2 separate regions of the Homo sapiens genome follow, and region 1 is linked to region 2. Evidence: chromatin loops called from intact Hi-C (ENCODE). Cell type or tissue: IMR-90. All regions are shown on one strand. Links, peaks and the distances in the headings refer to the core of each region. The heading gives the core; the rest is flanking DNA.

Region 1 (16,962 bases), core at 3,907-11,906, 300 kb after region 2:
TGAATCTAGAAAACATTTAAAGAAGAATAAATACCAATTTTTCCCAAACTCTTCCAAAAAATTCAAGAGAAAGGAATACTTCCAAACTCATTTGATGAGGCAGCATTACCCTGAAACCAAAGGCAGACAAGAACACCACAAGAGAAAAAACTTACAGGCCAGTATCCCTGATGAGCATAGATGCAAAACTCCTCAACAAAATATAAGCAAACAAAATTTAAAGGATTATATAACATGATCAAGTGAAATTTAACCTTAGGATGCAAGGATGATTACACATATGCAAATCAATAAATGTAACACACCACATTAGCAGAATAAAGTATAAAAATCATACGATTATCTCAGTAAATACAGAAAGGGAACTTGACAAAACCCAACATTATTTCATAATTAAAAAAAATCTCAACAAACTTGCTGTACAAGACATAACCTCAACATAATAAAGACTTTGCGTGACAAACCCACAGTTAACATACTCATTGGTGAAAGTTGAAAGCTTTGCTTCTGAGATTAGGAACAAGACAAGGAAGCCCACTTTTGTCATTTCTAGTCAATATAGTACTGGAAGTCTTAGAATAGTTAGGTAAGAAAAAGACAAGAGTCATTCAAATAGGAAAGAAAGAAGTAAAATAGTCTCTTTTGCAAACAACATAATTTTATATATAGAAACCCTAAGGACACCACCAAAAATCTGTTAGAACGAATAAGTGAATTCAGTAGAATTATAGGATACAAAACCAACATATGAAAATTAGTTAGCTGTGTTTTCATACATGAAAAACAAACTATCCAAAAAATAAAGAAAACAATTCCATTTACAGTAGCATAAAAATACTTAGGAACAAGTTTAACCAAGGAAGTGAAAAATCTGTACAATAAAAATCAGAAAACATTGATGAAAAAGTTGAAGAAGACATAAATAAATGTAAAGATATCCTGTATTCAAGAATTGGAAGAATTAATATGGTTAAAATGTCCATACAATCCAAAGCAATCTACAGATTCAATGGAATCCATATCAAAATTTCAATGACATTTTCCAAAGAAATAGAAAAAAATCCTAAAATCTGTATGAAACCACAAATCCCTCAAATATACAAAGAAATCTTGAGTAAAAAGAACAAAGCTAGAGGCCACACACTACCTGATTTCAAAATATACTACAAAATTAAAATAATCAAAATAACATGGTACTAGCATTAAAGCAGTCATATACACCAATGAAACAGAATAGAGAGCCCGGAAATAAACCCATGCATTTACAGTCAATTGATATTTGACAAAAGTGCCAAGAACACGCTTTGGGGCAAGGTTACAGTGCTCAATTAATGGTGCTGGGAAAACTAGATATCTGCCTAAAAATAATAAACTGGAACACTTTTGTCAAACCCATATATAAAAAGTCAACTCAAAATGGATCAAATACTTGAATGTAGGACCTGAAACTAAAACTACTAGAAGAAAACCTGGAGAAAAGCTCCATGACATTGGTTTGGACAAAGATTTGTTGGGTATAACCTTAAAAGCACCTTCAAAAAAAGTAAAAATAGACAAATTGAATTACATCGATACAAACAGGAGATAGGGAAATACTGGGGAGAAGACAGTGGTTCCCCAGCAAATGCCCCACCCTCAAGCCTGATGGGCAAAGGGCCTGAATAGACATTTCTCAAAAAAAGACATCCAAATGGCCAACAGATATGTGAAAAAATGCCTAACATTACTAATCATTGGGAAAATGCAAATCAAAACCACAGTGAGATACTGCCTCACACCCGTTAGGATGGCTATCATAAGAAAGACAAAAGATTACAAGTAGTGGTGAGGGTGTGAAGAAAAGGGAAACCCTAGAATATAAATTGAGGTGGCCATTATGGAAAACAGTATGGAGGATCCTTAAAAAATTAAAAATACACCTACCTTATAATTCAGCAATCTCACTTCTGGGTATATATTTAAAGTAAATGAAATCAGTGTGCAAAAGAATTATCTGCACTCCCATGTTCATTGCAGCATTATTCATAATAGTCAACATATGGAATCAACCTATGTGCCAGTCAATAGATGAATGGAAAATGAAAATGTAGTATGTATACAATAGAATATTATTCAGCCTCAAAAAAAAAAAAAGAAGAAAGAAATCCTGTCATTTGTGACAACATGGAAGAACCTAGAGGACATTCTGCTAAGCAAAATAAGCCAGGCACAGAAAGACAGATACCGCATGGCCCCACTTATATGTAGAATTGAAAAGAGTAGAGCACATAGAAGAAAAGAGTAGAATGGTGGTTGCCAAGGACTGAGGGGGTGGGGAAATAAGGAGATGTTGGTCAAAGGGTTTCAGTTATGCAGGATAAATAATGTGTAGAGCTAATGTGTAGCATGGTGACTATAATTGATAATAATATATTGCATAATGGAAATTTGCTAAGAGAGTTCATCTTAAATGCTGTTACCACACCAAAAAATGGTAGCCTTGTTAGGTGATGGATATGTTAATTACCTTAATAGTGGTAATAATTTCACAATGTATACATATATCAAAACATCACATTAAATATATACGTAATGTCCCTTGACTTTTGAAGACAGCTATGATAGATCTCTTGAGTTTATTAAAAAAAAAAAACATGACATATCCATTCCCCAGTCATCCTGGGCCAATGAGTAGCCTGTGGTGGGGTAGCATGAAAAGTTGCACTATAACCAATCCCAACATAGCCAAATACCTTAGTGTATAAAAGGAAATCAGTTGACTCGTTTTATTCCATATATATTAGAAAGCTGGATTTTAGAAATTATTCTTTTTAGAAAATAATGTATCAACATCAGGGGAAGTAAAACAAATAATCCACATTTATATTATCTAGTCTCAAAAGCACAAATGTTCTTATGTGCTCAGTGTCCTCACTAGGAAGAAGGAATATGTGGAGTTAGAAGAGCTGAGTGTGTGTGACAGTGAACAAGTTCTGGGTTACTTTTACTACTATTTGCTTAAAAAACAGAAATAATGTTGGTTATATCACAGGGTTGTTATAAAAATTAAATGAGATAGTGTGCTTGATGGGCATAACATAGTGCTTGATTATGTCCTGGAAAGTGTTCACTGAATTATTTTTATTTTTGGTTTCAAGATGGGGTCTCACTCTGTTGACTAGGCTGGAGTGCAGTAGCACAATCACAGCCCACTGCAACCTCAAAGTGCTAGGCTCAAGCCATGCTCCTTCCTCAGCCTCTGGAGTATCTAGGATTACAGGTGTGTGCCACCATGCCTGGGTAATTTTGTGCATGTGTAGAAATGGGGCTCTGACTATGTCCCCCAGGTTGGTCTTGAATGCCTGGCCTCAAGTAATCTTCCTGCCTCTCCCTCCCAAAGGGTTAGGATTACAGGTGTGAGCCACCACACACAGATTTTTTTTTTCTAATATCACTGTTTTTATGGTAAAAATACACCAATCTTTACAAAACTGGAAAAAGAATGAGCATGAAATTTTAAGAAGATATTAATATTTTTCCTGTTTCAAATATAGGCTTACATTTTATTATAAGCAGTAAATTTGGCACTTCCTGTGTCTTAATTTGGCTTATTGAATAGCTAATAAGTATTGTAAGACCAAATTTCAAAACAATCTGCATTGTAGTTTATCTAACTTACACATGGCCGCATGCATCGTTCTATGTTCCCATCTTCACAACAAGATTAATAATGCCTTGTTTTTTAAACAACTGTGGAAATATCAGGAATGGTAATTCCATTTTAGAAAAAAATAAGCTATTAAGAGTGGCTACTTTTCTAAACAAATAGAAAATTGCTATTTACTTCTTAGAAAATACAACAAGGAGTCAAAACAAAGCTGAACTGTGCAATTTAATATCCATGTTCAAAAGAGATTGGTATTTTGGATTCTTTGAATAGTGACTAGCCTTCCAAACAAAATAGTGTTTAGGGATTCTTGACAGTTTTGGAAATTTATATTCTAAGTGGCTTACAGTAAAAAATATGAATCCAGGGTGTATTTCATCTGAATTAATCTTTTGGAAGTGATGGCACGATATGCAGATGAGCGAGAAGATATAGGCAGAGGAGCCTGGGTTGCAGTGGTAGTGCTGCCACCATGGTTGCTGATTGAGAGATAAGGGAAACAAACGGGTCTTTCTTCCACTGAACTCATGGGGCTGGGCGGAACAAAGAAAGGAAATTTTTTTTTTTCACCTTTCCCTCCTGTTTCACATTCTTTCTGACCTGTGCCCAAGGATATCAGTGCTTAAACATATTAAGATACAGACATCAAGACTGACATCTCAACGTCGTTATCTTCACCAGCAAGCAAAGCCAGATGACATCAGTGGTGTGGCTACACCCAAAGCATGTGGGACCGTATCTCCTGGTGTCATCAGAAAGTGTCAGAACTTTGCGGTAGTTATTTGTTGAAGCATTAGGGAAGAGGCATATGAGTTATTCCTACTATTATCTTGCAAATTGATTGCTTATGAAAACGTTGATGGCATGATCTGCATGTGTACCTGAATAATGCTAAAGAGGCTGCTGCTTTGAAAGTTCCAGAGGCATCCTCTGACTGCTACTGAGATATCCAAAGGAATACATGTGGGGTATTAACATTATTGATAATGATGGTGACATTTTTAATCAAAATTTTTTACCTAACCCACGTACTTGTCAATTAATGGAGGAAATTCCATGTGTGGGAAATGTTAGGATTTCAGATTTTGTAGTAATATGGATAATTATTGTGAATATGATACATAGAAATGTATATAGTAATCACATTTGGAAGTAGTTGAGAAATTGTTCAAGGCACTGATCTAGTGATTCTCTAAGTCAAGGGTAAGTTGGAAAATTGAGTTTAGCTTTGAAAATCTTTTTGATTTTGTTGGTGCTGTGGAGTATGGGGCCTTGGTTTATATAGAAAACCACCAGCAGGTTAAGTAGTAAAATCTGGGGCATTATATCAACTAGCTTTTGCTAGATAAGAGTACCCCAAAACTTAAATGCTTAAGACAATAACAACTAATTATTTGGCTCATAATCTGTGGGTCAGAAGTTTGGACTGGGCTTCACCGGGTGGTTCTTCTGCTTTTGGGGTCAGCTCTGTCACACGTTTATATTCAGCTGCTTGGTTAGCTGAGTTGGCTCCTGAGGATGGCCTTTAGCTGTGACAGTTAACTCCTGTACACAGTGTCTCATCCTCCAGCAGGGTAGCTCAGGTTTCTCACAAGGCAGATGGGCAAGTTTCCAAAACGGCAAGCAAACATGTATGTGACGTGTTATGGTCTCGGCTTGGAAGAAGCACAACATCCCTTTTACCCCATGTTATTCACCAGAGAAAATCACAAGTCTATTTCAGATTCAAGGAGTGTGAAACTAGACTCCACCTCAAAATGGAAAACACCACAAAGTTACATTGTAAAGACTGTGGCTTAGGAAGGGAAATATTGTGGCCATTTTTATAGCCTATCAAAGGCCTCCTTCAGGTGACTGAAGTTTAGTTTGGTCTGTGTTACCCAGGCTCTTTTCATTTCTATTAAAAAGACAACCAACCTTTTGGGCTGACTTTATTAGTAGTAGTAGTAGTAGTAGTATTTTTGAGTCAGTCTTGCTCTGTCACCCAGGCTGGAGTGCAGTGGTGTGATCTGGGCTTACTGCAGCCTCAACCTCCTGTGCTTGGGTCATCCTCCCACCTCAGCTTCCCCAGTAGCTGGAACTACAAGTATGTACCACAATGCCCAGCTAAATTTTTTGTACTTTTTGTAGAGACAGGTTTTCGCCATGTTGCCCAGGCTGGTCTCAAATTCCTGGACTCAAGCAATCTGCCTACCTCAGCTTTGCAAAGTGTGAGGATTACAGGTGTGAGCCACTGCACCCAGCCTAGCTAACTTTATTCTAATGATCTCCCAGGAATGGGGAAATACTAGTGATCTAATATTGATCTCTAACAAAATCAATTAATGGATGTAGAGGTCATGTCCTTTGAGGTAGTATAAATCAGTTCCATGAGTTAGATATTTTGGAACAATCAAGAGTTTCAAGATGGCTCCAGAAATTGGAAGGATCAAAAACAAATAGTTAAACTGTAGCTGAAGCCAGCTGGTGCTCTTGGGCAGTGGGGATGAGCTGAGCAAGTGGTAATATATTCAGAAATATGAGTTGGGCTGGATATTGCCATGCATGATTCTCTTTTGAATCTGTACAAAATGATTCATGCTCATTTTTTATTTTTAATTTTGCCTGCAAGCTAGGTAAAATAAAAAGCAGTGAAATGTAATGTTTTGAAATAATCCCATAGTTTTCAAGTGCTCTTGAGCAATAGAAAGCAACAGGGCTCCATGTGCTTTTCTCCACAGACTTAATACTTATTGTTTATGCTGCCTAGAACAGTTTTCTTTAATTGATACTTGGCTTGATATCCTTTTAAATTATTAAAAATTGGAGGCACTCATTAAATAAGAGATTAAAAGACATGGTAGACACAGCTAATTATTAAAGGCCCAAGAAGGGACATGAAACGCATTTTATCTGAGGCTTTAGTGGATTGTTAAAGTAAATGAATGGTTTAGTGATAAACCAGTCAGAGTTAATCAATTGAGAAAAACGATAGGGAAGCTATTTGAGTCCAGATTTGAAGGGTTTATAAGTAATCATAGAGACTTACAGCTGCTCCCTACTTCTTTAATTTTAGACTCTTGAGCTGCTAATTGGTCAGGAAATTGGGTCTAAGCTCCAGAGTGGTAACTAGAGGAAGGCGGCTTAGGGGTCTTTGTGGGGAAGGTCTGCATGGCTAACCATTAGCAGATCAGAAGCTAGAGAGAATTCTTTTGTGGCACATTGTGATTTAAAGGCTGTCATCATTCTAGAGACAAAGCTCTGAGGAGGCCTATTTTCAACTTCTTCACTTCCTGAGCTTCTCAACCTCTCAACTGCTCCCTTAATTTCCAAATAATGAGCAGTGTATTATTTTTGCCTGCTTACTAAGATGGAATGTTGGTTGTTGACATAGCCACTGCTGGCCAGTGAGATTAGTAACATGATACAGAGATTTTCACCACTTAGAAGTCACTGGCTCAACATGGCTCAGATAGGTAATGACTTAAAGTTATTCTGACCTGACAGCTGTTTAGAGGCCCATTTGAAGTGAACTATTTCTCAGTTCGCTTCCAGACAGGGGACACGTTGCTGCTGTGGATTGCAAATGTCATCTCTGTTGGAATCTTACATAGCAGTAAGGCTCAGTGTTGAGTCATCATCACCAAGGCTAAAATAACATGTTCCCTAGAATTAGGAACATTTGGCTGGCTTTTGTGTAAAGGTTTTGAGCCCTGTGGAAAAATAATATTGAGTTAGTTTCTCCCCAGAGTCAGAGTCACTCTACTTACAAGCTTAATACCAGTAACTAGTTCAACACACCAGGGCACCATTTAATGCATTACCAACAATCCACCGAATCTTCAAAGAAGATACATTTAATGTCCTGTCCTTGGGCCTTCAACAATTAGCCACATCTACCATGCTTTTTAATCACTTATTTAATGAACATCTCTGATTAGAAATAAGTGTCTGCCAGCCACCTAAGGAGTGATTTAGGCACTAGAAAAGATAGGGTTCAGAGGTTTTAAATCACCAAGGACTCAGTAATTTCCAGCTTCATAAAATTCATGTTGAAAATGCACATAGTTCAAAGAAAACAGCCTAAGCAGATTGCAACAGAAAGCGTGAGAGTAGAATGGGATGGTAATTAGGGAAATGGAATATGACACATTAGTTAATAATAAAACTTTGTTTAAAAACTGCTTGCATTTAAAGTGGCTATGACAGAAGGACATACTCCAGCTACAGAGTTTCTAGTCTTTGAGTGTAGCTCTTCTAATCGTGTGCCTGCCTTTACATCAAGGAGTCTAAAACACTTTTTGCGACATAACGTCTCTTTTCACTGTTTGGTGATTGTGATTATATCCAATGCATGTCTATTGTAAGAAACATAATAACTTGTTTCTGATTTTATATTAAACTTAGTGCTGATGTTACTGCAAAGTATGCAAAGACATTCACCTGTGAGGTTAATTTCTTATGTTTAATCTTTCTAAATTATAATTAATCTTTCTAAATTATACTCTTTCAAATCTTATTATGTATTCTCTTTTATGTATTCCTGTCATACCTTCACAGCTAATCTGTACTTCCTTGGAAAGCAGTGCACATATTTTTTTTCTTGCCTTTATACACCCTCACGCTGCTTATCCACCTTCACACCCGGCACACATGTGCTGAGAATATGGTCAGTGGCTGATGAATGAATTTTTAAAGTCACTTTTGAGCTCCTTTGGACATAGGATTAAATTACTGTCATGACTATTATTGCTATTTGCCACACAGCCCTAAGTTTAAGGCAGGAGCAAGAGACTATGATTCTTCTCAACCTCCACCCATCCTATTTATGGACACAAGGCGTTGGTATAGAAAGCGTGTGCCCTGAGAGTTCTCAACCTGTCATGTTTTGGGAATCTTCTGGCTTCTTAAGGTTCGGAGAACTCATAAACTGGTATAAAAATTTTGTGAGGTTTGGGAGGCCGAGGCAGGTGGATCATCTGAGGTGAGGAGTTCGAGATCAGCCTGGCCAACATGGTGAAACCCCGTCTCTACTAATAATACAAAAATTAGCTGGGCATGGTGGTACACGCCTGTAATCCCAGCTACTCAGGAGGCTGAGGCAGGAGAATTGCTTGAACCCGAGAGGCAGAGGTTGCAGTGAGCCGAGATCGTGCCACTGCACTCCAGCCTGGGCGACAGAGCGAGACTCTGTCTCAAAAAAAAAAAAAAAAATTGTTAGCTAAACATCGTACAAAATGAGTGCTTTAAACAGAGACTCATAGAGAAGCCAAAGGAATGAGGATATAGAGACCTCATTTTAGTCATACTGCTTTCCCTAGGGAAGCAGATAATTTCCTCATTTATTTTGTTCCTTCTTTATTCAATACCTGTGCTGCAGCTGGGATTCTATGCTGTGCTGAATGTAGAGTCCTGTGTCTTTTGATGTCACCCTCATCTTGTGATGCAATGATGTTTAAGATATTTCTGTCTTTTATTATCTGTGTAAACAGGATGTTTTCAATTTTCTTTTCTCTGGACTTCTATTCATCTTTTTCTCTTCCCTCCCACCCACCAGAAACCAAATTAGAACATAAAGACTTCTATTCATCCTTCAAAACTTTTCTCATACTTTATTTTCTTTGCAATACCTTTCCCCAGCGCTAATCAACAATTGTTCATTGACTTGCCTGTGTTCTAATAAAACTTTGGTTTTGGCTTTGCTATTGTAAAGTATCATTGACTCACAAATGTGTGCTTCTTTTACTACTACATGAACTTTTGGGTGGCAAAAATGATGTCTGTAATTGTCATTGTATCAGTGCTGCACTCTCTATTCTCTTCCTTCCCAGTGCCAGGGATATATACAGAGCCACGCAGTACTCAATAAGCATTGTGAAATGTACTGAATTTGGGAAAAAAATAAGATTTTCTTTAAAAATTTCAGAGGAAACATGACTCAGCATTGATACCAAAATTATAGTTTGTTTTCCATTGAAAATAATCTCACAGTTAATGGGAAATTTTAATGTGATTATTGCAGATAAACTAACACAATATATAAAATGCCTCTAAATGTAATACTATTCTAATAAATTTCACTGCAAAATTATATAATTAATATTGCCAGTTTTCAGAATGTTTAAGGAATAACAAAAATTGTAATGAACTTGTAATAATTTCATTAAGATGATGGCTTAGAAGCTACTCATATGATAAACTTATCATAAGATAGTTTTAGAGGATGAAAAACTAAACCCATTACAAATAAACCTAGTAGAATGGGTAAGGAATTGCTATGTAGGAAAAAGGCCAAGAAATAGGGTGTTTTGATTATCATTAAATTCACTCCTAAGTTGATAACTGTAATACTTTGTTAGAAAAGCAATGCATGGAGTTGGCTTGCTTAATTTCCTCAAGTCTACACTCTATAACATATCATTCATGAAGTGACTTTGGTGTCTTAATGACATGCTGATGCTGAGTGTGTTCTCCTGGACCAGCAGTGTTTGTATTCCCTGGGAGTTTGTTGGAAACGCAGACTCTAGAGCACCTCTCCAGACGTTTGCCTCAGTAGCTTCATTTTAACAAAAGTCCCAGGTGATTCCCACGTACAATAAAACTGAGTCACACTTGTCTTAATGTATGTCATTGAAATATGCATGATAATTACGGAAGATTAAGCCCATTTGAACAAATAATCAATTGTCATTGTCTTCCAACAAAGGAGAAGGACATACATATTTAACACAACAGCTTTCTGGATATCTTTTACTAGGATAGCAGTATTTATCTGAAAATCATTTTATATCTTCTGAAATTTATTGTGCAACTGCCAGAAGGGGGGAAAAAAGGAATACCAAGTAGTCCACTTAAAATAACCATTGTTTTCATTTCATTCTGTCAAGAAGTGACATTTTCAATCAAAAGTTTAAAAAATAGGAACATTTTTGGATGCTTGCTAGCATCTTTAATTTAGGTAGTATATTTCAGTCTACCCAAGCAGTATTTCCAGAGCAGGTACTTTAGACTTGTGATATGCATAGAAAATCCTGCTCACAGGGTATACAAATGTACTGGATTATTAGGGAAACTTCAGGAGTTAAATTTCACTTTGACATCTGGGTGTTTTTGATTGACTGGTAAGGCTAAAACCTGAGTGAATAGTCCACAGTTAGATCATGGTTTTCTTCTATTGTTGTAAATGTTAGTTCCATTCAGATTTTATTCAAATCCTAGGTTGTAAGTATTCCTGCAGTTTTCTAGACAAAAACCATGTAAGACATAATAAAAACCAAAGTGTAGACTCAATAAAGAAACCTGGTGTAACCTACTCTTTTGCTTTCTTTCTTTCATTTTGCATTTTTTTAAAAAAATGAGATTCTTTGTTGGAGAAATTCCCATGTGTTTTATTTGTCTCTATTGTGAAGCGAGGAGCAATATTAGGCAGTGTGATTCTAGGATCTGTTAATGAGGGTAAATACCAATCACTCAGCCCAAATGTAAAGATATTTGGCTTTAGAATTTTCAGAGTCAAACCAGTGGTGTTAAACCTGTTTTATTCTGATTGTTACAAAACTACTTCCATTCCCTGCTGTCATCTCAAACAACTTTCTCTGGAAAATCCTCCTGTCAAATACTTGTTTCCCCCCTCCCCCACCCCACCCTAAGTCAATCAAACACATGAAACTTCTTAGGTTCATCCCCTACTAATGTCCAAGTCCAACCCCATCTAATTGCAGTAATGGAGATTTACTTTTGAGCTATTCTGAGGGATGGTTTTATCTACTGGGTGGCAGAGACCCTTTCATGCAGCAGCAAAATATAAGTATCCCAATATGCCCTTTTCATTCTCCTTTCCAGGGCCCAGAGCATGAGATCAGATCAACTCAAATCTCTGAGAAATAGTGCTTTCTACTGGTAGTTATTATTCTGCTCATTTTTAAAGTTACCTTAATTTTTTTTCTCTCCTTGTTGCGCTGACAGCCTGAGGCATCGAGAAATACAAACCCATCCCAAAACACATCCAGACATTTGCTTGTCATGCCTTATGTTTGTATTTTTGACCGTTTGAAAATTAATTAAGAGATGTTGATTTCAAAGTGTTTTTTCTAAGTTTCCCAAATATTTAAACAATTTTTACACACTTTTTAAAATTTCCCCTTTCTCTGTTTGTAATAAGATTAATTATGTGAGGTGCACCGCTGCTTATCCCCATGAAAGAAAATCTAAAACGAGGGATTTCAGCTTCAAGAAGGCTATTTTGTCCTGTTTCCGATGTTCTAAGGGGATTAATTTACCATATCGTATAGCCCTGGAAGACTGTGATAATTGAAAACATCCATATTCATTGCATGTTCAAAGGGATCTGTCTGACTTTGTAATGTAAAAAGTGCATTTTTAACCTGAACGGGGACCTGCATCTGCTATTGCTTAATCCTATTAGTCCGACAGTTCCAAAGCTTTAGTGTATAATCATTAGCTCGTGTTAATCCTGAGACATGCCTCCAGCTTCAGCCTGCCAGAAGGAATCCCTGCAGGGAAAATGTGGAGGTGCTGATAGCACAACACCAACTAATCTTATCTTAAATGCTAGCAGCAGCCTCTATCTGTGATAGCCGGGGAATTAAAAACAAATTTTTTATGGGTATTGGATAGCAGGGTGTTCCTAACCACATCCCCCTACCCACCAGCCTCTCTCTCTCAGCTTTTTCCTTGCCCTAGTTTCCCTAGATTATTTGTTAGGGTGATGCTAGTGATGACAGAACAGGATGAATGGAAACGGGGTGGGCGAAGAAACATTTAAGATACTGTTTCAGCAGTGGAAGCTCCTTGCTAAATCACTTAGGATACTTGCCAGGTCTTCTATCATTTTTATTCCTTGATGTCAGAAAGTTGAGCCAATCCTGTCCTTTGCACTGCTGTGGATTATAAAGTAAGATGACAAAATTTATCTTACAGTCATCACCCCTCCCATGGCATGGCCTCCTGAGAGTCTAAGATCTAGGACCCCAGATACTGATACAAGCTTGCCTAAGTAGAAAGGTAAGCTGCCATAGAGTGGTGAGGCTAGCAGGTGAGGATTTCATGGGTGGGGAAGAAAATGGCCATGGGGGATTTTGAGAGTAGGAGAAAGTGTGGGTTTGCGGATGCTGTAAGAGGTATATAGAAATGTTGTTACTGAGTAGAGTTTAAAGCTGTGTATTTTAGATATAGCTGAAATACAGTTGGGGTAGAACACCCATCAAGGGTACTGTCACTTTGGAAGGGGAGGTTTCTACAGAATGAAAGAGAATATTTAGTCATTTATGTAACCGTTGTTAATTTGACAATCAATATATGCTAATCAGTGGGATTCCAACAGTGAATGTGGCCCCCACCAGTGATTGTGGTCCTCACTCCCATAGAACTTAGAGTGGTGGTCTAGACACAGTTAGTAAACCAATAAACAAAGAAAAAATGGGCACAAAATAAACAATTATACACTATAATAAATTCTAAAGCGTTGTGGTCCATATCCTAAGAGCTCTTTGCCTGGATGTTGTAAATTCAGCTTGGTCATTGGTAAAATGCCTCCAAGGAGGCTTCTTGACAGTGGCATGGTCCTCCTTTTCATATAATTTATCAAAGTTTATTCACCTCCTAAAGAGCCTGGAAATAGCCGGAGGTTACACTCTTTCTTTACCCATCTAAGTTTACTCTTTATTAATTAAAGTTTAGAGGTATTTCTAAATTCATGCATTTTTCCAATGGCATGAATTCTGGCAACATCATGTAGACCTAGTGCAACTGGCAATCAAATAATATGATTTTACTTATGGTGTTTTCTGTTGTGTGGTGGTTCTCATACTATTGGTGGGATGTGAGAGAAACACCTTTTGCTTTAATATTTATATATGTCCTATTATAGATACCTTCTATTTATGACAATGATTTGAAGTTTCTCTTTCAAATTCATTGAGGTAAAGACAGTGAGTGATTTGTCTTAAAAATATTAAGTGAGTTATGAATAGTATAGAAGTTGTAAATGTATGGCAAAAATCTTGAGTCTGGTACTTGGATTTCTTAGTATATGAACAACTACACTGCAAAAATACAATTTTTCTTTTTTATAAAGTAGCGATGATGCAGGACTTGTTGTTCCTTAGCTCTGGTAGGTTTGGGTTCTTGTTTCATGACCAGGAAGAAGTGGACACAAGGATGCTCAAAGAGTGAGCAAGATGGGAAGTTTTATTGAGTGATAAAACAGATGTTAGCAGGGAGGGGTATGGGGTTGTCCCTCTCCTGAAGGCAAGGCAGGAGAGTTCTCAATATGGCTGAGCCTGGGGCTTTTTATGGGCTCAGAATAGGGAGTGTGTGCTAATTGGTTTGTGAGTATGCAAAAAAGGTCAAAGTGAAGATGCCACTCAAAGGTAAGCGTGACAGTGTAGAAAACCAATTAGGAAAGGGTAAGCGTATGTAAAATAGGTAAAGGATGGAGATCAATCAGAGCAAAGTACACCAAACGAGAAGGTGCGTTCTCAAACTGGTTGGAGGATTTAACATGTAGCTTGGCTTTCAGGCTTTAAACTGTCTTGGCTTGGAGGTGGGGTTTTGCCAGGGACCCGCTCCTATCTGCCTATGCATTTGGCTGCCTCCCATTGCTGTCAGTAAGGATTGGTAATTCTCCAGTCATAACTGGGAAAGAAAGAGTTATTGCACTTTCTGCAGACACATACAGCTGTCTTGGTTGAGTAGTTGATCCATCAGGTAATATGCTATTTGTTTGATTAGAGTTACCAGTTGCAATGAACTGAATGTTTGTGTCCCATCAAAATTCATATGTTGAAATCCTAATGCACAATTGATGGTATTAGGAAGGGGGGACTTTGGGAGCTAATTAGGTCATAAGGTTGGAGCTCTCATAAATGAGACCAGTGCCCTTATAAAAGACATCCCACAGAGCTCCCTGGTCCTCTCTTCTTCCTGTGAGGACACAGCAAGAAGTTGGCCATCTGCAAACCGGAAAAGGGCCCTCAACAGAACCTAACCATGCTGGCACCCTGACCTTGGACTTCCCAGTTTCCAGAACTTGAAAAATAACTTTTGTGTTGTTTTTAAACCACCCCAGTCTGAAGTGTTTTGTTATAGCAGCCAGAACTGACTAACACATCAGTGTTGAGCTGTGTTGCAAGTAAGCTGCCTTGACAATATCAAAGTTGGTAACAAGAAAGAAGAGATTCTTGGATGTATAAATGGAAGGACAACTGAAAAAATAAGCAGCTTCTTTTTATTTTGGTTCATTTTAATTAATTAATTCATTATTTTTAGTTTCCTTAGCAAATACAATTATATATTAATCACCTTTTTATTATAGTTCCCGAAGGACAAAAAAGTAGGTTTTTCTCTACCTCCTAAATACTGCCTTTCTACTCCTGATACTATTGCTTTGAAGACAACTGCAAACTTATAGCAGAACTCAACACACAGAATGTCTTAGAAGAAATCCACCATATCATTTATTTCTTTGCCTCCAAGAACATGCCAGGAAAATCCCCTGTAATTAGATTTTAGGTGTCATCCAAACAAGAATTGCCAAATTATTAATCTTGATGTTTCACTTTTCACTTCCTCATACATCCTTCCTTTGCTGCTCTGTTGAAAGGGGCTTCTTAGAGTTTCTAAAATTAAAACCCTCTAATTAGATTTACTCAGATGATCAGTGTGCCACTCAATGAGTTAATACTTATTCAACATGATCCCTGCCATGTGCCTTGCTAGAAACTGAGCATATAAAAATGTGAGACAGAGGCTCTGCCCTCCACGAACTTACTCTTTAATAGAGGAGAGGTAGTATCTACACATCTACTTTTTATAAAGGGTAGACAGTGTAAAAATGGGGATTTTGCAGAACTGAATATTGTTGCTAGCTGGAGAGACAAGGAAGTGTTCCATTTCAGTGGTTGCCAGCCCTGATTGCAGATTAGAATCATGCGGGAGCACTGAAAAACTATCAGTGTTTGGGTCTCACTCTCAGAGATTCTGACTCAAGTAGTTTAGCTGGGGCTCCATTATCACCATGTTTTAAAAGCTCCCTGTGATTTTAATGTACATCGAGGGATGAAAACCAGTCTTCTAAATATTTATCAATAAGAACTGGATGGTTTTGAGAATTTTTAAGTGTAATATTCATGTTTTCAATTAAAAAGAAAATGTCTTGATGGAATATCCTACATAGATTTTGTGTATTGTCAGTGTTGATATGGATCAATTTATTTAAAATATTTCATCAAACAAATGTTTTCCTTTGTGAGATTGTTTCACTGTATATTTTAACAAATTATAGTAATACAAGACTTGGTTCCTATAAGGCACTGCATGCAACAATAACATTCATTAGCACATTGAAACAGAAGGTAAAAAAATATTGCTTATTTATAATGGATACAGATTTTGTCTACTTTTGAATGTGAATTGGTAAAGAGGCAAAGTTTTAATATTGCTTCAATACTCTAAAAATTGATCAATATCATTTGCATTCTTTTCAACTCTAATTTTTCTTTTGTATGGAATCCTCTGCTCTTAACACATATCTTAGGCCTAATTTTCATAATGGAAAAGCAACCATAAAGAGTTTTTGAAGAGGAACTGTCCTAAAACTTTTGCATTATAATGGTAGAATATTTCAAAAACCATCCTTAAGCTATGAAATTGGCTTGCTTGCTTTCTGTTGGCCTGATGACTTCTATGAAGAGAAATTTGGATGCTGGGAACAAGTATTGCCAAATGGAGATGCGATGAAAAGGAGCTCTTATTTTCTCCTAAGGGCACCTCATTAAGCAGATAGCTTCCTGAGAATTCAGCCTTTAGCATTCTGGAGAAACTAATGTAATGCTCTTTTTAAAATTGTCTAGTTTATTCTTTGTTATGGATTTTCTTCAACTGTGCAAAACCTGGCTCAATTAAAGACTCTTCTAATTCCAATCCTTTAGTGGAATTAGAAGGGCACTCAAGAAGCTACCAAATTTAGGCATGACTGTGCATAAGGCATACAATGCAAGTCTATTCTATTTTTTGAATCATAGGAAATAATCTATGATTAATAAAGGAATAAATGAATGAACAAATAGATGTGAAAAGCACCAGGACCACTATATAGTCACCTTTCCCACAAGTATTTCATTACTTATCCTATTCTCTGTGAAAATAAACAATATCTTCTCAATAGCTCCTCTATGGCTCCCATCTACGGCATAAACAAAGGGAAGAACTTGCTCCTCTTAATGAGAAAAGGCAGAAAAGCTCTGCTATGTGGTATCCTAGGGAGTCAATCTAAGTCAAATATTGGGAAGAGTCATATATATGGCATTTGCGGCAAA
Region 2 (16,962 bases), core at 3,271-11,270:
CATCAACAGATAAATGGGTAAAGAAAAGTGTATATGGTTTATATACACAATGGAATTCTATTAAGCTCTAAAAAAGAAAGAAATTCTTCTTTGTCATTTGCAACAACACAGATTAGCCTAGAGGACATTACGTTAAGTGAAATGAGCCAGGCACAGAAAGACAAATACTGCATGATCTTACTTATCTGTAGCATCTGAAAAAAGTCGAGCTGGTAGAAGTAGACAGTAGAATGATAGTTACCAGAACTTGTGGGCTAGGGAGGGAGTGGTAGGGAGGGAAAGAAGTGATTCAGTTAGACAGGAGGAGTAAGTTTTAGAGATCTAAACTTAGAGTCATGATTTCAGAATCATCACAGCATGATGATTTTAGTTATAATAATGCATATTTCAAAATTGCTAGAAGAGTAGATTTTAAAAGTTCTAATCACAAAAAATAAGTATGTGTAGTGATAGATATGCTAATTAGCTTGATCTAATCATTCCACAATGTAAATATTTATCAAAACATCACATTGTACCCCATAAAACCCCATAAATATATACAATTATTTGTCAAGTAAAGAGTCTGCATTTTGACAAGATCTCTAGATGAGTCAGACCAGTGCTTTCTAAACTATCTGTGGAGAAGGAGCTAAATTTCTTGTTTTTGTTTTAAGTTTGTTACTGACCCATTATTTTAGAAAACTTCTTGTGCAGCAAGACAAATCCAGTGATCACTCACTGGCCTGCTGAAGGAATGTCCAATTGCTACAACATTTTTTAAAAAAAACTTACTCTAACTTGTGTACCTTTCTTACTGGACACTGGTAACATGAGTCCCTGGGCTGGTACCAGTCCATGGACCACATTTGAGTAGCATTCATCCAGACCATACCTCTCCAGTTCACTGGCCTTTCAGATCCAGAATAGCCACTGTTGCTGCCTAGAACTTACAGATCTTTGCCAGGGAAACACCAAGAGCCTTATAGAGAATAAAGACATGGACATGCAAGTTAATCAGAAGCCACTTCTTCTATCTAGATTGGTCAGACAGTTACTAAACACACTTTCAAATGACCCTTCTCAGCTTAAATAGATCAGGTGGATGGTTTGTCTCTCATTGCATTAGGATGATGAATTACAAAGATTTGCTCTTCGTGTATTACTGCTGTGGTTCATGAAACTCACAGTTCCCATGAGTATGTAGATATTATGGAGCAAAGCAAATTTATTTTCATGTCTCTCTTCCAAATAGAGCTGAGTTTATAATTTTCTGTTAAAAGGTTGTGTTGCGAAATTTGGCTGGTCAGATGACATTTGGAGGCCATCAAATTATAATTGACGAATAAACACAGGAGACTATTTTTTTCCCAGACTTAAATTATGGAGCTGTCTTTGTCATAAGAGATGGAAGTATTATACAACTTTTGCTTTAGTCTGTACTCCATTTGGCTATTCTCATCCCAAGGCCACATCCTTTTAAATCTTGTTAAAATACATTAGGGCTTAATGTATTTAAATCTTGTTAAAATATACCCCTTGTTTATATTAGGGATTCACTAAGAGAAGGTGTCAATGATGTAAACATTACATAAAAGTAAAGACTGCAGAGATGAAAACAGTGCTTAATGGAGCTGCTTTGCTAGTGGGAAATGAGTTCTGATATTAACCAGAACTGGTTCTTACTCTGAGATGTTCCCCACTTACAAAGAGTGTCAAACAGCCTTTTAGCAACCTTCAGGGAAAAAAAATCTAGGATTATTTACATGAAAGTGTTTCAAACTCTTCCTCTGCTATAAATTGTCTACAGCCAAGTGGGTGCATTAGGATTTATACTAAATCTCTTTATCTGGTAAGATAAAAGGAATGTTTATGATTTCCCTGAAATGTATTTGCTTTTCTCACTGCTTTTGATAATACCCACTAGGAGGAGCCATTTAAGAAACAGCTGTTTAACCTACGACACAAACAGTAGCATAAGCCCTTTGGTATTTTCTAATGTCCAGAAAATGAATAATTGTGCTTTTTCCAATTATTCAACCTCTCCTTTAAGAAGGGGCCTAATTTGTGAAGTTTTTCTGGTTTTTAAGGATACAGGTGGCAAAATGTTTCTCATTTTGGTTTCTTGAATTCATATATGATGAAATTATGCCTTAAAGAAAATACAAACTAAAACCACAGTGAGATACCATTTTGCAGCCACCACAGAGGCAAAAAGAGAAAAAGGCCAACAATACCAAGTGTTGGTGAGGACGTGTTGCAAAGACACTTATACAAGCTGGTGGAAGTGTGAATTGGCACAGCCACTTTGGAAAACAATTTTATCTTATCTCATAAAGTAGAGCATCTGAATACTACACAATTCAGCATTTTCCCTCCTGGGTGTACACCCTAAGGAGATTATTGCATATATGCGCTAGAATATATGCAAGAATATTCTTAGTAGTGTAGCTTTTAATAGCAAAAATCCCAAACAGTAAATCCAAATGACCATCTAATAAGAGAAAAAGTAAATTCATTTTGTTACGCTCATACAATATAGTATTCTGCTACATGCATCAGCATGGATGAATCTTAATATTAGATTGAAAAGCAAGTTTGAGAAGAATACATACAGGAAGATTCCATTTGCATAAAGTTAAACAATGTATAAAACAAAAAGATTCTATATGTGAGATAAAATGATTAAGAAATGCAAGTGAATTATTAACACAAAGTGAAATAGTGGTCATCTTTTGGGAGGAGGCAATCAATGGAGGTGAGTTGGGTCATCTTTTGGGAGGGGGCAATCAATGGAGGTTAGTCACCAGTGGAGCTTGAAGGAACTGATCATGTTCTATTTCTAAAAGTGGGTGGTAGGTTCATGTGTGCATTTTAAAAATTAGGCAGGTATGTTATATATAATTTGCAAGTGTGAAATTTTTATAACAAAATATGAGTACATGGAAAAGAAGAGTATGACTAAAAATAAATCACATGGGACCTGTATGTCTCATTAGTTTATTCTCCAAATTCTCAGTGACTTAATGAAGTAAAATTTTTTTTTTCTTTCATGCTACATGTCCAATGAGAGTCATCAGGGGCCTCTGATTTTTGTGGTAACTCAGGGACCCAGACTCAAGAGTTTATAGGGAAAAGAAATTCTGTGATTACTGCCTGTGGGTAAAGTTATCACCAGATCATGACAGGGTTGGGGCAGGGAAGGAGGACAGGAACATGATGAGTCAAGCACTGGCTCTTCAGGTTTCTATCTGGAAATGACATGTCACTTCCACTCACATTGCATTGGCCAAGTCAAGCCCTAAGGCCCTGCTAACTTCAAAGATGTCAGAAAAGTACAATCTCACTGTGTCTGTAGAAAGAGAACCTGAATATTTGTGGACAGACTTAAAGGCCATAATGACTACCGTATAACCACAGCCAAATTTTGAGTTCATTGCTGCTGCTTCTATGCCAAGCTCTAGAAGAACACACATTTGTGCTTATTTTCCATTACAACTCTAATAAAGATACAAAGTGCTGACTTAAAAAGGCTTCTTTCTCGATGATCTTGATAGTCTTAGGAGAGAGTTCCTTCTGAAGATAGGATACTCTTAGTCCAAACAAAAGTCATCCTCATGGAGTAAAAGCCTCTTATCTGGATAAAAGTTCATGGATTTTGTCTGTTATCTGCAGGGGTGAAAGGCTCACTGTTCTACTTCCCAGAATTGTAGAAAGTCATGTTGGGGTGGCACTTAAGATGGGTAGGGGATGGCGGGCAGGGATATCAACAGAAATCCAAGCTTACTGGAAAACATGGCCACTGGGGGTTGCAGATTTATGCCCAGGACCTCCCCTTCTCTTTGTGTTTCACAGAGGATGATGGCCAATCATTTTTGTTGGACACACCTGCATCCAGGCAATTGAGGGAGTGAGAAAACACATGCCAATCATCTGACCTGGGTGGTGAAGCCAACCTCTACAGTGTTGTCCCCAAAGGTGGGGCAGAAACTGGCTCTTTGCTTTCCAGCCCCATTTCCTTGTCCAGTGCACACTGCAAGGCTACTTAGGTTAGGGCTACGGGGTCTAAGTTCTGGATAATGGAACATGTTACATGGGATGTGATGTCCAAGCCTGATGATGGAACAGCAGCCTAATATTTCATACTTTCTTATGTCTCTTTCTTTTAGCCAAATGCAGAGGAACCACTCTGAGAAGCCACCGGATGTTAGGAGCCTGTGTTCCCAAATCACCACATTGAAGGCTGGCCACTGAAAACCCAATTGGATGATGATGTGAGCAAGAAATAAGCCTTTATTTTATGAAGTCAGTGAGATTTGGAGGTTGTTAGTTTCATGAGCTAGTGTTAGTAACTATCAAAAAATATAAAAGATCATAGTTCCTTTCTTCAAAGATACTTCTGACAAGGAACTGTGCTGGGTTGAATTCAGATAATGCTCTAGGACAAATCTTTCTCATTGGTATAAAAAAGAGGCTTGTCATCTTTTCTCACTACCTTTAAAGTGGCTAGGCAAGCCAGGCTCTGCCCATGTGTTGAGTGATCATTCAGAATTGGTATTATAATTTGGCAAACAAAAATGCTTTGATTGATTAAAACAATGGATCCCATTTAGAGTTTTTTGGGTGTCTGGAATTTTGAACATTGGTTTACCTTTGCAAATGGTAAAATAATTGCTGGGTATTTTTAGCAGAAGGTGTGATATGATTTAGGAGATGGCATAATAATTCTGCAAAAGTCTGGACAGGCTACTTTTTATGCTTCAGGGTAGATTACACATAATAAACCCATTGGATGAGGGGAAATACAGGCCACAAATGCTATTTTATGTATGTGGAATGTGGGGAGAGAAATGAGCCAAGGGAAAAAGGCTAGAAACCAAAGTGAATGAGCAGGCAAAAATGATGGTCAGAAGGGGAGTTTTCCAGTGATTTTGTTTGGCAGACATTAAAAATATATATAAAATTGCAGATTGTAGTCATAGTAATGGAACCTGTAAGGTGACACTTTAGTGCCCATGATGTAGGCATGGTGATCCTACATGAATTTATTCTTCTCTACAGAGTAGGTAGGAATAAGACTTTACTTGTTTGATGTAAGACACATAGTGACATTGGAAAAACTATAATATCTGAGTGGCCTCTCAGACGAGTTAGTTACACATCAGCTAAGGCATTAGATGTGTTGGGCACTTGTCACATAGAGCCATGTATTCTTGTTTTTCATGTCCATGTCCATAAGGCAGCCTGGTGCAATCGTTGACTCATGGGTCAGAAATCTAAACTTAAATTTTGACTCCATACCTTATTCTAGGTGTAACCCTAGGCACATTCTATAACCCCTTGGAGCTTTAATGTCCACTCCTATCAGATGAGGATCACACAGACATTTTATGAGATACAAATGCAAAACAAAAACAAAAACAACAACAACAACAACAACAAAAAACAACCATGTGAAAACCGTGACAGCAGTACCTGGCATATCACTAGTATTCAATCCAGTAATCCCTTCTTTCTGTCTTCCATTTGATATGAAGTTCCTTGAGGGAAGGGATCAGGGCACGCTCATTTTGCATCACCTTAAGGGCCTGGCACATTGCAGATACTAGATAAATGTTTATTAAATGCACAAATGAAAAGGGCCAGTGGTCAGATTATGGGGCTAACTGGACTCCAGTAAATTAAAATACTGATTTTTCTCCTCTCACGAAATTTCCCTTAAGATGGGTGTATTAGATAAGATTTAATTCCACAGCATTCAACAGAGACTCAAGGACAGTGGCTAAAAAGATAGAAGTTCATTTCATGCACATGCAAAAGCCTTACTATAGGCAGAGCAGGGCTGGTGTCCTGGCTCCAGTGGAGGTCCCAGGGGCCTTTGACCTCATCGTCCAAGATGGAGTAAAGGCGGGAAGAAGCTGCCCGCAGACACTGCCTTTAATGAAACAGCCAGGAAACTCCCTCATGTCCCCTTAGCCAGAAGTTCTAGTTGCAGCACCGGGAATGTGATTTTTAGTTCAGGTGGCCACGCAGCTTCCATTAGCTTGGGAAAGGAGAACAGATAAAACAGTCTAAAGTTCCTCCCATAGACTTTCTTCTGTAATACTGCTTCGAAAGTGGAATGATTGCTGGTATCACATCCTGGACCATGAGGTTGGTAATCATGTCCCAGTGACGGAGGAGAGAAAGGACAGAAGCACCCCGAGTCCCAGATAAAGGAGGAGCTACCCGACAATCTTGAATTGCCTGTTTATGTGTGAGAAATAAATTTCTTTCTGAAAACTCTGATTCTTTTTGGATCTTTGTTGCCCACGGCTAAATTTCTACGCTAAGCACTACAATCCAGCTGGTGCACATGCGCGCCTGTGTGGCTCTAGGTGAGCATGGAGCGCTTTAACTCTTCCGCGCATGCTCAGCCTTAGCCATTGCCCAGGATGCTCCGGTCCTCTCACTTTTCGTCCTGCCTGGGCAGCCCCATGGACTGGCAGGAAACCGTTCTTCTCTCCACCCAGCTATGGCTTCATTCCATTAGGCTGGAATTTAAATCAGGGGTGAGTTAATATACAGAATTGTACCCCAGTGGCCTCCAATTTATTCTCTTCTCACTTATGGGGTCAGGCCCCGTATAGTTATGTTTTATACTAGCAGTACAAATTGTACAAGACTCTTACAAAAATCAAGCCAATCAGAAGTAATAAGATGATAAAACTCAGCCCTCCCTCACTGTAAGAACTCTCAGCATGTGAAAATTTATATATGTAGAATGATAATGCCTCTACAAAAAGACGGATCCCATTACAAAATAATTACTGAAAACCTAGTAGTTTGCTAAAGACCTAAATACACGTAAATAGGAGCATTTCCTTACAAATTTACGGTACTGTGCCCAAATTTTGCTCACTGAAAATGTTCTCTTACTGCATCTGTTACACAAAGATAGACCAGCTCAAACACCCATCCTGGGTCTGGATAAAATAGATGGAATTTTATCAATCTAACTTTTTTTTTCAGTGTTGCTGCTTTGACATTAAGTAGGCAGTATGAGTAACCTGAAGGAATAGTAAATAAATATATTCTAAAGAAATAGTAAGGGAATTAAAGTAAAGTGGTGTTCCGGTGTTCACACAAGATCAAGCTTTCTACGTTTCTTCTCCATTACATTTTATCATAGTTCTGACACACCTTTTTTTCACATTTTAGAGTTCATGCCTTGTGTACTTTACAGTTTTATACCGTGTATGTTTTTAATGTCATTAAAAAAAAAAGCCTCAACTCTAGGCATTTTCACTTCTTATGCCGTGGCTGATACTACAGAAGGTTGGAACTAAAATAATCATGACCCCTTAAGGCAAGACCTCCAGCTTTTGAAGTGGGCCAGACTTCATGCCTAACAGCTTGAACCTCTAATAACACAGAGGGATAGAAAAAGAGCCTAGGATGAGAAGCCAGCCTTTCATCTGGGCTGTCTTTTCCTTCTGAGTTCTTACAAAGGACTACTTTAATTATCTATTCTGTTGCTTTTCTTAGCAGGCAGAAAATTTTCTGGGTTTAAATGTAACATCTTTCTTTACCCATGAATCTATGGAGAAGTCCACTTTTCATGAGCAGTCAATTAAATCACTCATCAGCTCTGCGGCCCCAGTTCCATTTGCAGCTCACACTGCAACTTCATGAGGAGGAGAGGTGCTGGCAGGCATCCAAGTCCACACACCAGGCTACAAAACCAAAGTTTGGGAAGTGTTGAGTACCATCTCTACAGGATTATGCCGCCACAAGTGTGCCATTGTGAACCGCCGTCAGAGCCCTGGATTAGGTTTATTATCTCCTCTTCCATTCCCCGGGAATGCCTGCTCCAGATAGGCAGGGACTGGCAAATCTTTTACCAGCATTCTAAGTACAAGTTTATGGAACAAAATTCAGTTAGCAGAGGGAAAGGCACGCACAGATACAGACCATACATGATTATCATTATTGTACAAACATCTGGCTTCCACCCAGAATATCCACTCTACAGTCCATCCTTATTCTCTGCCTCTGGAAAGCAGGATGCTCCCTTTCCAGGGCTCCTCATCCAAGCCTGCCTTGTCTAGGGGTTCCCCCTGTGACCAAGGCAGTGAGCTCTGATCTGGCTGGAGTCCCCTGGTACTTCTCCAAGATTCCAATGGAGCGTGCTCATTAGGAGTTTTGCTTTTCTTGTTTCTAGGTTCCCCACGTTGGTTGTTGAACTATAGTCACTCCACTTGGAGAAAGAAAGCAGAGAGAACCCTCGGGGGTTCATTCCTAAAGCAGTGACTCACTTTGTCTTCTTGCCACTGTTGCTGGCCTATCATCTACCTCCATCTGTCTCTATGCTGGACCAAGCAGACACCAGAGACATTTAAAAAAAAGTCTCTCTGCATCAAAAATGATCAGCAGAACCCCACCTAATCATAGGTCAGGTGCTTCCAGCTTGAATTCTTCTCCATGACAGACCCCTGCAGATGAACTCTGGTGGCGACTTTCTGTTCTGCCTTTTGTTTTGTTCCTGTGTGAACCACAGTTGCTCGGCTGAGTGGAGGGAAGACAGTGCTGAACTTGAAGCCGGCAGACAGCAGTTTTGATCCTCCTGGCTTGTGAACTTAGCATTGGTGTAACCTTCAGATATTGTTTAACCTAATTGAGACTCAGTTTCTTCACCAGTAAAATGGATACACGAAAGCCCCTGCTGAGTCAGCAGGAGCTAACAGAAACCCCTTCCTCAGGCCCTCAGACTTAATCTCCATATGATTAAGGATTTACTACACGTGTTCTGTTTAATAGCCAAAAGCCAGACTCACTTGAGAAAGTACAAATGGAAGCCAATATCGAAATCTAGAGACTACTAATTGATAGAAAAAAGCTCAGCAGAGTCTGATATATAGTGGAGATTCAGCGGGATTAGCACTCTTTGCCTTTACAGCAGTCCCCTGCAGCACCTGATGGATATGCTTTCACTCTAGATTCCAGGCAGAAATCCCTAGGAAATCAAGGAACAGGAGGTGAAAAGTATTAAATCCTCATTGCAAGACATTCGGTATTGTTAGATTTTCTCTTACAGAGCGAGCTTGTTGGTGTGTGTTCTCTTAAAGCAGAATCGTAAAGCTAAATAGCACTTATCTGATTCTGTTCAGGAGTGATCGCTGAAGGTCTGTAAGTGCCTCGAGGTGAGGCTTCTCTAACTTCCCAGTCTCCTTATTGATTGTGATCGGAGGTGGCAGAGTCTGAGCTTGCCTGAGGTACCTGACCAGCCAAGGAAGGGATTCCTGGGGTATGTGGTCATTTAAAAAACCATACTTGTGGATAAGGCAGTCACGGTGCAGGGGGTCGGTTTGGATGTGAAGGGGAGAGCTGAGGCTATTACCATAGAGGAATTCTTTCTTTAGAAAGGCTTCTCATCTCTCTTCATGTGTGGTTTTGGGGCAGAAAAGAGGTTGGAATCAAATTCTGTTCAGCTTTCATCACTCCCATGTCACTCAGATGGGGCACTCTTACTATTGAAATTAATGCCTTTGGTATTAATTCCGATAGTACGGCTTCCTTGGAAAGATTGATGGCCGGCCTTTGATTCGTTTGCCCTGTGTGCATGTTTACTGAGTACTTACGTGACACATTTTTTCAAGTGTCCTGCAGGTCTTAGCTCATTTATTCCTCACAGCATCTCCATGAAGTGGGCAGCATTTTTATCCCTAATGCACAAAGGAAGAAACAGAGGCAGAGAGAGGCAAAGCTTTCTTAGCACCCTTCTATTGCTAGGGATCCTTTATGTTGTACGGCTATTGACTTGAAGGTCTCAGTTTCCAATGAATTTTTCCTAAATGATCTAGCCCGCACCATTTGCTCACTAAGCAATTAGTATGTTTGTTTCACACAATGACAGACAATCTGGACAGTAGGGGAGAGTACCACCGGGAGGCATCGCTGATACTAGATCCTGTATGTCATAGAGCAGATGGCCTGGACGGTCATAGAGTACACCTGTAATTTTAAGATATTTTCTCAGCCTCTGACCTCATGCCTGTGGTTCTGTAAAACATCTCACATTTCCTTCCAAAGCAAAGGCACCAATGTGCATTTCTTCTCAAATGATTTTGAAAGCACTCTTGATAGTCTATCCAGTTTGAATACATTTGTGAAGCAAATTCCAAAATTGCGTATTATATCTTCTGGAATGGTGCTTGGTTTGGATATGGTTTATTGGTCCCCACCAAATCTTATGCTGAAATTTGATCCCTGGTGTGGCAATATTAGATATATAGCCTGGTGGGGTGTGTTTGGATCATGAGAATGGATCGCTAATGAATGGCTTGGTGTCCCCAGGTTTGTCCCTTCTTCGCACATACTTGCTTCTCCTTTGACCTTCTCCGACATGTTTTGACTCATCACAGAAGACCTCACCAGAAGCCAAGCAGATGTAGGAGCCATGCTTCTTTCACAGCCTACAGAACGGTGAGCTAAATAAACATCTTTTCTTTATAAATTACTCAGTCTCAGGTATTCTTTTATAGTAACACAAAATGGACTAAGACACATCATTACTGTAAAATAAAGGAAGATTTTAAAAAGTGGAATTAAACATCCAGTTACTCCATAGACAATTAGGAATAATTTGGGCAGCATGGTAACAGCCCGTGCACGGCATTTGGGATCCACTCCTGCTCTTTGAACCCAGAAGAACCTGATTCAAATTTGATTGACAACATGACCAGGGTAGGATGCCTACAGCTGGGGTCTGGTTGAAATGAGATGGGATGATCAAAGCAGGTGATCTGCTGTAGTAGAATGGTAAACCGGGATTCTTGTCAGGATGCTGGCAGACAATATTGAAAAATTGGAGTAAAGTGAGTAAGAAAGAATGTGGAAGGCAGGTAAAATTGATGAAGGCAAGTGATTCAAACCCTAGGCAAGTGTGGTCACCATGCTGTTTTTTATAGTAGCTGGCATAGGTGAAGTGCCACCTGGGAGCCAGGCTAGACAGCACTGGATTTGCTCACATATGAGCCAAAGAATGCCGAGTTATCTGTGACAACAGGTGTTTTTAAGGATGGAAAAGGAGCAGGGTCTGATTCTCTGCTCTGTTCTTACCCCATGAGTCTAGTGACAACACATTGTGTGTTTCCAATTTTCCCCCAATGCCATGACCTTTAGGAATTCCATCCATTTGGCCCCTTAGCATGGGTTAGTCCAATGCAGGTTGGCAGTATTGGGAATTCACCTATTCTCAGGCAGTCAAACAGCCTCTTCCATCCTCCTTTTCCCTCTCCCACCTCTTGAAATACTTTACACCCTTCAAGGTGCATGTCAGAGGCTACTAGTCTACAAGGCTTCTCCAATAGTGTTTACTCCTCTCTGGAGCTGGATTTAGTCTTTCTCTCTTTCGTGCTTCCTGTATTATAGCACACACCAAAGACTATCTTGTATTTATCTTCATTATTTGTGTTCACATCTTACCTTGACTGAAAGCTCCCTGATGGTAGGATTCATATTTTCCTCCTCATTGCTGCCTCCATATCACTCTTCATAGTGCCTTGTACAAAGTGAATGCCTAATGACTTCTTGTTGAATTGAAGCAGGTTAAAAATCTGCCATAGTCCAGGTTGAAGTGAAAACATCAAATATTTTTGAAAATGTGTAGATTTGGGTGGTGGATTGAGGCAGAAATAGATGAGGCCCCAGGGAGTAGACACATTTGCAAGTTTGATTTCTACACCAAGCCCGTGTAGATCTGTTTCCTCCCTAAGCAATCTATCATTTTCATTGTTTTCTTCTATATGGTCTGTTTGTTCTTCTTGCTTTTTCAGAGATTAACTGAAGAGCATTCGTTTTTCTGGCATTCTCTTTGGGTTATAGCAGAGCTTCTTTTGCCAGTGGAGGGGAGGGGCTCTCTGGGCTCCTGCAGGGCTGCTCTCCTGCCTCTCCTCTCTCTTAGTCTGGAGTGCAGCGCTGACCTCCTTTCCCTGTGAGGGAGAATCTCATCTGGCCACCAGGCTTGGACTTGTTTGGCACCAGGAGAAGATAAGACAATGTAAGCAACAAGTTTCCTTTCATACCAGCTGGTTGGGGATTAGCCTCACCAGCCCCAAGGCAAAGCTTGCCTTTGCTGTTTAAAATAATAATCTATGCTTGCTTTTGTATATCTTAAGGACTGGGCGCAACAGTTCACAAATGAAAAGCTGATACAGAAATTCTTCTCTTCCTACCCTAATGTTTTCATTTTGTTTTGGGCCATTTGTTTTAAAACAGGGGATGTTCTATATCTGCAGTGGCCCCCTAACTGAAATATTAGACAATTTCTTTCTTGAGAATAATTCCCATCTCTACGAGCCTGGATTTGGGGAAGGGGGAGAGAGGGAGAGAGGGAAACAGAGAGAGAGAGAGAGAGAGAGAGAGAGAGAGAGAGAGAGGGAAGTCTGAGGGCTTGGGGAAGGAGTTTCTCCTCAGCTCCTGGTGACTCAGCTGGGCTGTCTGGGCTATGGAAGACGCAGGAGAAGAGAGGCATTTGGAAGCAGGTGAATGGAATGATCCAACACATCTCAATCAGGCCACAGGGGCAATAAAGGAGACATGAAATGTCCCCTAGTCCTTCCAATCCATCTTGGATATTTCAGGCCCCAGTGGTCTTTGGTCTTTAAGAATTTTCATCATCTCTAGTCTCTTTCTGATCACAACCAGCATTCAGTAACTGAAAGCACAAGAATTTCACCTGTCCCTAAGTGCTGGCAAGACATCAGAAAACAGTAAGCATAAATCAGGAGTAGAAAATACAGCTTCACGCATATGTAACCAGTGGGTTTTACAAGCATCAATTGGGTTATAAGCAAAACACAGCATTATAGTCTTTCATCCAGCATATCTTGAAGCTCAATTAAGTGGGATTAATTTTCCCCTGGCTTGGGATGTCAGCTCTGTGGATCTTACTGCTTTTGCCTCCATTCTTATACAGAAGGTACTCCAAGGTCACTGCAGGTTGCAAACACACTCTCAATTCAGTAATTAGAATGTCATGGTAAAGATGCTCATCAAAACTTTGAACGTGATAGCATTGCATCATTTCCATTTCTTCAGTGCTGACCTGCATCGGGCTCCATCCTCTGGTTGACTCTTTCTCAACTGCCTCTCCCTGCTCACCTCTTCTTCCCATACATTTTTTCTTCCTTCTGGTTCCTTGCCAGGGTCAAAGGTGGGAGAAGGAGAGATAAGGGCGCATTGTGGTTTTTACAAGGCTGGGTAGCTCTGTTATCTTTGGGCCTAAGGCTGCTGTCCTGAGGTAGGTTTTGGATAAGAAGATGATTAAAACAGACCCTTTCTCCATGGATGCTTTTTTGGCCTCTTTGATGTATCCTGCTGAGCTCCTTCTCCTGTGGCTTCCTTTGCCTGTGTGGATTTCTCTCTTTCAGGTGGCCACTTGCAACTTCCCTATCAGCCTGTAGGATCCGGCTGTACCCTTTGAACTCCTGCTGAGGTCTTCCCACCCTTCTGTGTTACCCTCTTGGGCAGGACCCAAGACAAGATGAGCTTGATCTCTCTCCAGGGGCATGGCTCACCCCAGTCCCCAGGATCTTTTACCCAACAAGTCCTGGGCGTGCAGGCTGACCCCATGCAGAGCACTCTCCTGGCTTTGTCATGAAAGAGTGAGACAGTTCCTTGCTCCCAGCACAGTGCCTTGCTCCCCACTGGAGGGCAGGTCTTAGACAATGGTTCACTTTGGCTTTCTCAGTCATGAGTCAGGAACCGGTCCTCTATCAACTGCAGAGAACATATTTCAAAATGTACTGTGGGGTTTTAGACATCTCCTTCACCAGCCTGTCATCCTATACCTTGGTCCCCTCATAATTTCCCAAGAAAGGGAGAATGGGGGTTCACAGTACAGCAACACCTCTAGCAAACAAACAAAAAAGCCCTTGCCAGTTTTCTTCTTGTACCTTCTCTGATGTCCTTTTATCATTTTGATCTGGCTAGAAGGTTCAAGATTCATGGGACAAGGTTTTGAGGCCATATTCTTTTCCCATTTGTATATGGAGGTGAAGGTCTTGTTTTATTCACTTTGATATGCAGTATCTGTTGTTTTATCCCAGTCAAAGCTGAGGCTAGAAGGATTCAGTTCTCACATATGGCTGCACATGTTACCCAAAGTAGCTCTGACTAGAAAGTGATGGGCCTTTAACTCTGCCCTTGCCCAGCAATATTGGGCAAGCCATTTGGGTCTGCCAACTTCAGAAGCCACAGAAGAATAGACTATGGTGACCAGTCGTTTTTATTAAGAGCAAAAGGCGGCTGGGCATGGTGGCTCAAGCCTGTAATCTCAGCACTTTGGGAGGCAGAGGCAGGCGAATCACCTGAAGTCAGGAGTTTGATACCAGCCTGGCCAACATGGTAAAACCCCATCTCCACTAAAAATACCAAAAAAAAATTAGCCGGGTGTAGTGACAGCGCCTGTAATCCCAGCTACTCAGGAGGCTGAGACAGGAGAATCGCTTGAACCTGAGAGTCAGAGGTTGCAGTGAGCCAAGATAGTGCCATTGCACTCCAGCCTAGGTGACAGAGCGAGACCCCATCTCAAAAAAAAAAAGAAAAAAAAAAACCAAAAAACACAAGGCAATGCCAGCATTTCTACCCAATTCTTGGAGGTAGAGGTGGGGAGGGTAATAAGCGCTTAGGAAGGGTTTTAGCTCGTTGTGAGGGGAGAGACAGAAAACTTGAGGATGTTTTCTCCCTAGTGTTTCAATGTACGAGATGTGGTAGGAAGGGAGACGAGCATATTCATTGTATTTAGGGGGAAATCACTAGATTCCTTCTCTAATCAATAAGTTCACAAGTTCCACTATCACATATTTCCCTTATGGGCTATTTGGCTATCTTTTAATATAATAATGCTACAATACAAATGACCACAGGCTTGGTGGCACATAACAGGCAATATGTATTGCTCATGATTCAGGGGGTCAATTGGGGCTCAAGTAGATGGTTCTGCTGATCTGGCTGGGCTCACTCACTTGAATAAAGATTAGACAGGTGATTGAGGCTGACCTTAGCTGTAGCGACAGTGGAGATTTCGCTCTGTTCCATAGATATATTTTATTTGTTTATTTATTATTATTATTATTTTTTGAGACAGAGTCTCACCATCTTGCCCAGGCTGGAGTGCAGTGGTGCCATCTTGGCTTGCTGCAAACCTCTGCTATCTGGCTTCAAGTGATTCTCCTGCCTCAGCCTCCCAAGTAGCTGGGATTATGGGCATGCACCATCATGCCTGGTTAATTTTTGTGTTTTTAGTAGAGACGGGGTTTCACTGTGTTGGCCAGGCTGGTTTTAAATTCCTGGTCTCAATTGATTCGCCCACCTCAGCCTCCCAAAGTGCTGGGATGACAGGCTTGAGCCATAGTGCCCAACCTCATATAAAATATGCAAGGACTCTTGAGGTTTAGGCTTGGAGCACACACACCTCATTTCTACCTGGATGTCCTGTATTTTTTATTTGCTAGATCTGGCAACTCTACACTTCATTTTACTGGTTGAAACAAGTCACATGGCTGAGCTCAGAGTGAAGGGGTGAGGGAGATCACCTTGTTCACCATCAGAAGCCATGCAAAGCTACATGGCAAAGGGTGAAGATCTAGAGACATAGTAATGTGGCCAATCTACTACATGGATGTTTGGTGAGCTTCTGTTTTCTGGCTAAGGACCTACACAATACATAAGAATCTTCCTCATGTTCTTTTCACTGTGTTACTGGCAGTAATCTTTGGATTTTTTTTGAGGACCAGAGTTATTGCCTACAGGATGTGTTGAGAGCCATGCAGAGATGCTAAGTGAACACAGTCCCCTGTTAAACTGACTTCTGTCCTCACAGTGGCTTTGCAATACATAGGATTCAAATTTCTGCTTTGGCAACATGACAAATTTCTTTGCCTTTTTGCTGGCACTCCATGGTTCCAAAGAGTCAAAACTGTAAATGTTAACTTTGAGAATATCAGCATGTTATGGTACCTAAATCACATATGAGAGAAAGAGAGAGTGACAAGGTGAGCTGGAAGAACAAGGCAGGTTGCTAAATGGGTGTTAGAGAGTTGGGAAGATGGACAGAAGAAATGGCAGGAAGGAGGTTGGAAATGGAATGTAGCTCAAGCCATGGTTTCCAAGGCTGTATGATTGTCACCTGGTGACATTGTAAGTTCCTTAGTTCCCGGTGAGGATTGGGAAACTTTTGGTTCATATCAGCTATAGAGACAGCAATCCAGTTCCTCAGCTGGGTTTCTTACAGGTTAGATACATGTTAGTGTGAGTGGGATAGCTCCCCTTGGTAGATTGAAAATTGGTTGGAAAACTTTCCTGTGTGAGAACTAATTGCACATAAATATTATTTAATCTCTGTTTTTCTCAATTGCATTTTAATTTTATAATCAACATTTCTTGACATTAGAGAAAATGAGTAAAAACATTGTATTTGATTCATCATATATTCTCTTACATTTTTGAGTTGCAAATCCCCCCAGAGATAAATCAAGCCAATTCCTTATTACCATGGATATTCAGAATTTGGTTCCCCCTTTTGTTAAATGCAGTAACCTTAAAAGTTTTATGATCTATAAGTATTTGTTTTATGAAAATAAGGTTTGGGAGTTGGAAGAAGAGAGGGCAGCTATTAGCATGACTTAATTTTTATTGCTTTTGAAGTAAGACATATTCATTGACTTGAAGGTGAATTGTTTTATTTCTCTAAAAATTATAGTTTACAATGAGTGAGGGATGATGATGATGTATTTTTTGGGGCAAGTACTTTCAAGAAGACTATTTCTAAATGCAAAATGCCAAGCAAAATCCCTAGAAGAGCAATCTCCATATTGCTTTAGTACTTTCCTAGCCATGTAGTATACCCCTTCCATTTCCTCTGTGCTTCTTAGGAATCCTTTCTTTATATACTTAGAATTTTTTTCTGCTTTGAAATGAAATACTCCACGAATAAATTAC

The links. A loop is a pair of places that touch in the nucleus more often than their neighbours do. Peaks named below come from ENCODE experiments on the same cell type or tissue, not always from the same donor. Only the 100,000 strongest peaks of a DNase experiment are listed, where the experiment ranks them.
Region 1: it touches region 2 in a loop (9-fold over the local background); 2 of 110 quality-filtered maps call a loop at or near these places.

Annotation. Positions count from the first base shown.
Region 1 is chr9:80,055,027-80,071,988 of GRCh38, forward strand. No RefSeq gene overlaps it. Among named protein-coding and RNA genes, the nearest start is that of LINC01507, 240 kb to the left of the region's middle. RefSeq lists an enhancer at 11,327-12,751. In IMR-90, for the core only: no CTCF peak of the experiment used is centred there; a DNase peak (open chromatin) is centred at 7,145; H3K27ac peaks cover 255 bases.
Region 2 is chr9:79,756,395-79,773,356 of GRCh38, forward strand. No RefSeq gene overlaps it. Among named protein-coding and RNA genes, the nearest start is that of LINC01507, 60 kb to the right of the region's middle. RefSeq lists an enhancer at 8,889-9,504. In IMR-90, for the core only: no CTCF peak of the experiment used is centred there; a DNase peak (open chromatin) is centred at 8,187; H3K27ac peaks cover 625 bases.